Regions from separate parts of the Homo sapiens genome. Here region 2 is linked to region 1. Evidence: read pairs that join two places in POLR2A ChIA-PET (ENCODE). Cell type or tissue: Panc1. All regions are shown on one strand. Each heading gives the region's core, and the rest is flanking DNA. Links, peaks and the distances in the headings are about the cores only.

Evidence for each region. Peaks named below come from ENCODE experiments on the same cell type or tissue, not always from the same donor. Only the 100,000 strongest peaks of a DNase experiment are listed, where the experiment ranks them.
Region 2: POLR2A ChIA-PET joins it to region 1 with 13 read pairs; 3 of 35 experiments call an interaction of 5 or more read pairs at or near these places.

Annotation. Positions count from the first base shown.
Region 1 is chr15:70,662,390-70,666,783 of GRCh38, reverse strand. UACA (uveal autoantigen with coiled-coil domains and ankyrin repeats) reads left to right here. Exons shown (of 19, transcript NM_018003.4): 16 at 1-60; 17 at 1,970-2,122. Among named protein-coding and RNA genes, the nearest start is that of SALRNA2, 29 kb to the right of the region's middle. In Panc1, for the core only: no CTCF peak of the experiment used is centred there; no DNase peak of the experiment used is centred there; H3K27ac peaks cover 92 bases.
Region 2 is chr15:70,793,047-70,797,440 of GRCh38, reverse strand. It overlaps the pseudogene RPL29P30. Among named protein-coding and RNA genes, the nearest start is that of UACA, 32 kb to the right of the region's middle. In Panc1, for the core only: no CTCF peak of the experiment used is centred there; a DNase peak (open chromatin) is centred at 1,940; H3K4me3 peaks cover 269 bases; H3K27ac peaks cover 4,000 bases.

The DNA.
Region 1 (4,394 bases), core at 118-4,117:
ACAGAGTTACAAAGAAGAATACAAGAATCTGCTAAACAAATAGAAGCAAAAGATAATAAGGTAGGTACAAAGTAGTCTGCACGGCTATGTGTTGGAAACCCCAGAGCAGTGCTCTTTACCACAGAATCTCACAGGAAAGTAGACACAGGTATTAACAAAGTGACCCTTTCCAGTTTAGCAACTTGCGTGCAAAAATTCCGAATTGAAAAAAAAAGTGAAGTAACACAAAAGTCAAAAGCATTTTTCCTTCTGTTTCTTTAGCTGTTCTAGCCAAGAATTCAGGAACGATGGGGAGACTTAAGGCTCACTTGTCTCATACATGAAGAGTCAAAAGCCAGTGGGTTTGTGGCATATGAAAGATGGGGAAGAGGGTGGTGGGGAAGCTCTCTTTCTGGGCTGCAAGAAACCAAGAACACTGGGGAGCATCTAGAGTTGATCTCGGTACTCACCCATAGTAGTAAACTGAGCCCTCCAATTCATTTTATGTTCTGTTGCTCATGTCTTTCTACAGACTAGAAAGTCTACATCCCCTCACCCAGAATGTCCTTTCCCTCCTTTCTACTGAGTTGAATCCTATACATTCATTAACATGTTATCCTCCTTCTTAAAGCCCTCACTGTCCAATCTAGTCTATAGTAAACAGTTCCTCCTCTAAGGTGGATGTTTTACTGTGGCTTTGCCATCCATTTAAAACATTTATATTACCTTGTTAGAATTATGTAGTTGATCTTCCCAATCAGTTTTTATGAGCAGGGTTTATAACTTAACTTTCCATCTTAGCTTTAATTCTCATGGTACAATTTACAGAATAGGTACTCAACAATATTTTTGACACTGATGTTGCATAAAGTTTTTACTATGGATATGACATATAAAGATTGGCTGCAGTTTTATCCATTCAACATGTAATGATTAAATGCCTTCTGCATGTCATGTGCTGGGGATACAGTGGAGTAAACACAGACACAGACTGCCCTCCCCAGTGGAAAGTACTTGTACATACTGTCCTCTGGCACACCATCTCTGTGATTGAGAATTTAAATGCTCTAAGCTTGTTCAGAAGGTACCTATGAATATATATAGTAATATATAAGAGTTAATTATTAATATCTACTTGTTGCCATTTATTGAGCGGGTGCATGTAATTGCATTTCATTTTCTTTGTTTTTTTTCTATTATTATTTTTCAATAAAAAATTTTGTGGGGGAGGAGATGGTATCTTGCTCTATTGCCCAGGCTGGTCTTGAATTCCTGAGTTTAAACAATCTTCCTGCCTTAGCCTCCCAAAGTGTTGGGACTATAGGTGTGAGCCACTGTGCCCAACCTGATTTTCTTAACTCTGAAAGATTGTCCACCTTTCACCAATGTGGAATCTAAGGCTCAGAAAAGTAAATTAGCCAAGCTCATACAAGTTGACTCTGTCTGACTTTAAAGCAGGGTGGAAAAATGCTATGTTTCTAGGCACTTCCTATTCCTATAAACAAGCCTCCTTGTTTTTTTTCTCTCTACAACAAAGTGGTCTTAAATAATACAACTCTTGAAAGGAAAAAGGAACATATGTTAATCCTAGACTTACACGGGCCACACCCTTTTACTTTTCACACTTTGTTGCTGGGAATCCCCCTTCCCTTCCTGTGTTCCATATGTTACCTGGAAGATAGTTCATGTGCCTTCGTAGATGCTTATATATTAGCTAAAAGTAAGACTATGTTTATACTCACATCTTAGGATATATGTAATATTTATTCTTAATTTGGTATTGCTTTTGTAAATAATTTCTGGAGAGGGATTTAATTATAAATTACATATTGTATACATCCTTGGTAACAGTCTTGGCAATATTCATACCTCAATTTTCTGGTGTATAAAGATAAAGCTTCTGTCTCCAAAAAGGAATGATTTCTGTACAAAGATGTTCATTGTACATGATAAGTGAATAATATATTTCTCCTACAACATTTTTTTAAAGATAACTGAACTGCTTAATGATGTGGAAAGATTAAAACAGGCACTCAATGGCCTTTCCCAACTCACCTACACAAGTGGGAACCCCACCAAGAGGCAGAGCCAGCTGATTGACACTCTGCAGCACCAAGTGAAATCTCTGGAGCAACAGCTGGCCGTGAGTAACCAGGCACACGGGGCTTTGCAGGAATATGTGCTGGCTCCCTGTAGTTAGTTTGTAAGGCTCATTTAGAAATTAAAGTGCTCTGTAGCTATGTTCGGATCCAAGAATATAATTATTTTTATATGCGAAAAGTTACCTATACTGGTGGTGTAATAATACTTATTTGATGCCTACTATACACCAGGCACCATATTAAACATTTTACGTACTTTATCTATAAACTTTATCTTCATCATGATCTCACAAAGCAGATTTATTCCCTCCATTTAATTCTTAAGGAAACAAAGAATAACATATTTGATGCCTGGGGTCATTCAGCTGGGGTATAAACCTGGAACTGGCTGACTCCAAATCCAGCATCTTTCTCATTGCAGGGTGCTCTCTAAAATATTGGTCCACTAAACTAAAGGAGGTTTTAAAATAATCTTTTATCTTTGTGAATAAAGAGGCATTCCTATGGTTTTATACCTTATATAGAAGGATAAGTGCCTGGATTTAGAAGCTAATGTTGGAAGGTCTGGTCTAAGTCCTGCCACTTACAAGGAAGTGGCAAGGAACATTCCCTTTAACTCTTGGTTTTCTCATCAAGAAAATAGAATAATAACTGATTACTTGTTTACATTTATTATTATTTTTATTATACTTTAAGTTCTAGGGTACATGTGCACAACGTGCAGGTTTGTTACATATGTATACATGGACCATGTTGGTGTGCTGCACCCATTAACTCGTCATTTAACATTAGATATATCACCTAATGCTATCCCTCCCCCCTCCCCCCACCCCACAACAGGCCCCAGTGTGTGATGTTCCCCTTCCTGTGTCCATGTGTTCTCACTGTTCAGTTCCCACCTATGAGTGAGAACATGCAGTGTTTGGTTTTTTGTCGTTGCGATAGTTTGCTGAGAATGATGGTTTCCAGCTTCATCCATGTCCCTACAAAGGACATGAACTCATCCTTTTTTATCACTGCATAGTATTCCATGGTGTATATGTGCCACATTTTCTTAATCCAGTCTATCATTGTTGGACATTTGGGTTGGTTCCAAGTCCTTGCTATTGTGAACAGTGCCGCAATAAACATATGTGTCTTTATAGCAGCATGTGTCTTTATAGCAGCATGATCTATAATCCTTTGGGTATATACCCAGTAATGGGATGGCTGGGTCAAATGGTATTTCTACTTTGAGATCCCTGAGGAATCGCCACACTGACTTCCACAATAGTTGAACTAGTTTACAGTCCCACCAACAGTGTAAAAGTGTTCCTATTTCTCCACATCCTCTCCAGCACCTGTTGTTTCCTGACTTTTTAATGATTGCCATTCTAACTGGTGTGAGATGGTATCTCACTGTGGTTTTGATTTGCATTTCTCTGACGGCCAGTGATGATGAGCATTTTTTCATGTGTCTTTTGGCTGCATAAATGTCTTCTTTTGAGAAGTGTCTGTTCATATCCTTCGCCCACTTGTTGATGGGGTTGTTTTTTTCTTGTAAATGTGTTTGAGTTCATTGTAGATTCTGGATATTAGCCCTTTGTCAGATGAGTGGATTGCAAAAATGTTCTCCCATTCTGTAGGTTGCCTGTTCACTCTGATGGTAGTTTCTTTTGCTGTGCAGAAGCTCTTTAGTTTAATTAGATCCCATTTGTCAATTTTGGCTTTTGTTGCCATTGCTTTTGGTGTTTTAGACATGAAGTCCTTGCCCATGCCTATGTCCTGAATGGTATTGCCTAGGTTTTCTTCTAGGGTTTTTATGGTTTTAGGTATAACATTTAAGTCTTTAATCCATCTTGAATTAATTTTTGTATAAGGTGTAAGGAAGGGATCCAGTTTCAGCTTTCTGCGTATGGCTAGCCAGTTTTCCCAGCACCATTTATTAAATAGGGAATGGTTTCCCCATTTCTTGTTTTTGTCAGGTTTGTCAAAGATCAGATAGTTGTAGATATGTGGCATTATTTCTGAGGGCTCTGTTCTGTTCCATTGGTCTGTATCTCTGTTTTGGTACCAGTAGCATGCTGTTTTGGTTACTGTAGCCTTGTAGTATAGTTTGAAGTTAGGTAGCATGATGCCTCCAGCTTTGTTCTTTTGACTTAGGATTGACTTGGCGATGCAGGCTCTTTTTTGGTTCCATATGAACTTTAAAGTAGTTTTTTCCAATTCTGTGAAGAAAGTCATTGGTAGCTTGATGGGGATGGCATTGAATCTATAAATTACCTTGGGCAGTATAGCCATTTTCATGACATTGATTCTTCCTACCCATGAGCA
Region 2 (4,394 bases), core at 187-4,186, 130 kb before region 1:
AGCCCTTGCTTTTACAAGAAGTTATAATTGTGGCTTCCATTTTCACAGCTGGTAACTGCAACAGTCACATGAGGATGGAGAGTCTCTTCCTTGTACAGAGCAAATAGCACGGCCCCTGGAGCTCATTGGCATGGGTTGTCCAACTCCCCACTGAAGGGTGGTAACCTTTTAGTGTTAATTCAGTGTTTTAGGCCAATGTCTGGGTTTATTTTTCCCAACATATAAATATGAAGGAGCTTTAGCAATTTAACTTCTGGGAATTTATCCAATGAAAGGGTTAAGAATTTATGCAAGCTCTTCTGGTTCTAGGAGCTTTGGGAGCCATGGCTTACGGTGCAGACATGGCCAAGTCCAAGAACCACAACACACATGACCAGTTCCAAAAACGGCACAGAAATGGTATCAAGAAACCTCAGTCACAAAGATCGGTGTCTCTAAAGGGGGTGGATCCCAAATTCCTGAGGAACATGCCCTTTGCCAAGAAGCACAGCAAGAAGGGCCTAAAGAAGATGCAGGCCAACAGTGCCAAGGCCATGAGTGCACGTGCCAAGGCTATCAAGGCCCTCGTAAAGCCCAAGGAGGTTAAGCCCAAGATCCCAAAGGGTGTCAGCCGCAAGCTCAATCAGCTTGCCTACACTGGCTACCCCAAGCTTGGGAAGCATGCTTGTGCCCGCATTGCCAAGGCGCTCAGGCTGTGCCGGCCAAAGGCCAAGGCCAAGGATCAAACCAAGGCCCAGGCTGCAGCTCCGGCTTCAGTTCCAGCTCAGGCTCCCAAAGGTGCCCAGTCCCCCTACAAAGGCTTCAGAGTAGAGATCTCTGTCTGCCAACGTGAGGACAGAAGGACTGGTGCGACCCCCCCGGGCTGCCATCGGCATGGGGCTGGTGTCCTCCTGTGCTATTTGTACAAATAAACCTGAGGCATGAAAAAAAATAATTTATGCAAAGATTTAGCTGCATGGATGTTCATTACAATTATAATCGAGAAAAAGTTGCAACAACCTAAGTGTCCAACAACAGGGAACTGGCTAAATCAACTTAGTACTTCAGGTGGTAGGAAAATATGCAGCCACTAAATGATGCTGTCAAATGTATCTACAGCCACAGGAAATGTTAGGTAAAAGAGGAGAAATACAGCACAAAGCCATACTACAGGACAGACCTGTTTTTCTTGGAAAAAAGTGCATTTGTGTGTATCATATATTTTATATATACCCAAATATGTTACATATATATATGTTTACCTAGGAAGGCATACTAATAATCTAAAGTGGCATTAATAGTGATGTTTAAGAGAGATTATGAATACTTTAACATTTCTTCTTTTTACTTGTATTAGTATTTTCTGATTTTTCTGTAATGAGCAGTAATCCTTTTTTTTTTTTTTTTTTTTTTTTTTTTTTTTTTTGAGATGAAGTCTTCCTCTGTAGCCCAGGCTGGAGTGCAGTGGTTCAATCTCAGCTCACTGCAACCTCTGCCTCCCAGGTTCAAGAGATTCTCTCCTCCCGAGTAGCTGAGATTACAGGTGCGCACCACCACCCCCAGCTAATTTTTTGTATTATTAATAGAGATGGGCTTTCACCATGTTGTCCAGGCTGGTCTTGAATTCCTGACCTCAAGTGATCCACCTACCTCGGCCTCCCAAAGTGCTGGGATTACAGGCATGAGCCACCGCGCCTGTGGAGCAGTGGTACTTTTTAATAAGAAAAAGCGATAAAAGAAATTTTATGTTGAAAAAGACAGATCCTTGACTATGATCATTGAAGTTCAGTCAGGCTCAGGAATTCTGTAAGGAAACAATAATCCCTATAGAACAGGGGTGGGTGGGAGGAGAGCAGGAGGCCACCTCCTGCTAAGAGACCTGGAGAAGGAATCATTTCCCTTCTACTTTGGCCCGTGTGCTCCATATAAACATCCTCTCCACCCAGGTCTTGCTCTGTCCTGGAGTTACTCATCACTAGCTTATTACTGGCCTTATTTTGACTCACTGTTCAAACATCATTGAAAAGGAATTTCTGTTTAACCACAGCATCCACATGAAGAATTCTGCTAAAACTCCATTTTAACTGAATTTCGGCACACAGATGACTTAAATTAGCTACACTGGCCTGGGAAGAAGCCCCCAAATCCCCAACACCCGGAGGACTTGCTGCTGGTAGGCTTGATCAGCTGGTGGATAAACCCCATCTCCCATCCCCACCCTCCCTCAGCCCCTCCACCCACAAAGCCCGGGCAGCAATTTGTGAGATGTTTCCCTCTCCTTGAATTTCCATCGTGAGCTGGTTACTGTGGTTCACGCCTGACATGCCTCTGTCTCTGCTCAAGAGGTTAAAAGTAGAGAAACTTGTAGCTTCAGAGGTCACAGAGAGATTTAGAATGAGAGAGAGCTGTGGGTGAACTGTGAGATCTCGTGTAACCACTCACCCTGGGTGTTTGGGGATAGCCTCCATTCCCTCATCCTCTCCTTTGAATGCTGGTTTTCCTATTTATCCTTCTCAGTCACCCTTGAGGGAGGCTCTCCCACCCCCTCTCAATTGTTAAAGAACTTCTGCGTGGGCTTCAACATTCTCTCGGCTGCCCCTTGGGAGGGCCTTGGTGTGCTCTTATTTTTTCCTTGTATGTTTAAGCCCCCCTGGGGCCCTCTTGACCCTTGCGGGCTGGTTACATTTGGCTCAAGCCTGGACTCCATCGCCTGTGACCAGAGGCAGAGTAGGGGTGGTGGGAATTAGCGGGGAGGGTTTTCCTACATTCTTAAAGATAATATAATAACATTGTGGCTAAGATGGAAATATGTTAGAGGAAGCAAGATTGTGAGACCGATGTAGGAAAGAAGCTCCCACCAACCGATGGTGAGGACTCTGCAGCCCCAAACCCTGACAAAACTGAGCCATGCCTAATTGTGGCCTAGATTGTGGATGTGTGCCTGCCCACCAAGAGGAAAGCCAGAAACATGCCTGCATGGATAGAAGGAGATTCCCTCTTAGTTGAGCGGTGAAGGGGTGTGGGAGAGCAGGGAACCATGCATGACACACCATGTGTCTCTTCCCAAAGGGGAGAAGCCCCTGTGAACCTACCTCAGGGGTCTGCTTGATGAGGCCCACCCTATCCTACTCTTTGTCCTTCATTCGACAGCATTTGTCAAGCATCCACCATATGTCAGGTCCAAGGTTCCATGCTAACTGGGGAAAGTGAGGCAATCAAGCAGCTTATCTAAGGTTTATCCTCCAGCCTTGTTAGTAGAAGAGCTGGAAGACAATAGTGTGAGGGCTCTCACTCCAGAGCCCTCACACTTCACCTCTATGCCAGATGTTTGAATGAAGGGAAGTTCTCTTAGGTGTTTCCCAGGCTTTGTCCAGGCTGCCTGCAACGTCTGCCCGTGGGATCTGACTTCCCAGCAGCTGGGATCAGCCAGCCTACAAGAGCAAGCAGAGCACTCCGAGAGTCTCTAGTGGGGTTGCCTGGCCAGTTGGCTCCTGGTCTCAGCAGACTCCTGCTGGTGGTGCGCAGGCTGGGTATTTGTGTGGACAAGGGAGTGTTCACCTCCAGTTCTCAGGACAAACAGTGCCACACCAGCTGGCTGGGATGTCTGGAACTGGTGTTTCCACTCAACAGCACAACCCAGATTTAGGTTCCTAAAACGTCCTAAGCAGCCGCCCTCTTGGATCTTTAATCCTTCCTCCTGTGCCCTTCCTGCCACCTGTAGTCTAAATTTAGTGACAAGCACAGCAGAGCACCTTCTGCCTGGGCCACTTTGGCAGGTCATGGATCCACTAATGAGTGTGCACATGTTCCATCTCTTCAGGGTTACCCATACGGGTGAAGAGCTTCTAGGGGAGCCCCACAATTATCTTCCTGGTAGGGTCTCCTGCCCTGTGAGTTTTCTTTTTTCTTTTTCTTTTTTTTCTTGTTTTTTGTGTGTTTTGAGACGGAGTCTCACTCTGTTGCCCAGGCTGGAGTGCAGTGGCAAGATCTCAGATCACTACAACCTCTGCCTCATGGGTTCAAGGGATTCTCCTGTCTCAGCCTCCCAAGTAGCTGGGATTACAGGCATGCACCACCACACCCAGCTAATTTTTGCATTTTTAGTGGAGGCGGGGTTTTGCCATGTTAGCCAGGCTGTTCTCAAATTCCTGACCTCAGGTGATCCGCCCGCCTCAGCCTCCCAAAGTGCTGGGATTACAGGCTTGAGCCACCACGCTCGGCCTAATTTTGTGTCTCATATTCTTGACTTACCATTTTTCGAAATAAGTGTTCTCTAAGTCTCTATTTCAAACTGTCGAACACCATTTGTTAACACAATATTTCATCATTTCAACATGCCATGACTTCTTCACCATTCCTCTGTTCTGGAAGTGTAAGTTGCTTCCAGTTTTTGTAGTTATACAACTCAATGATAA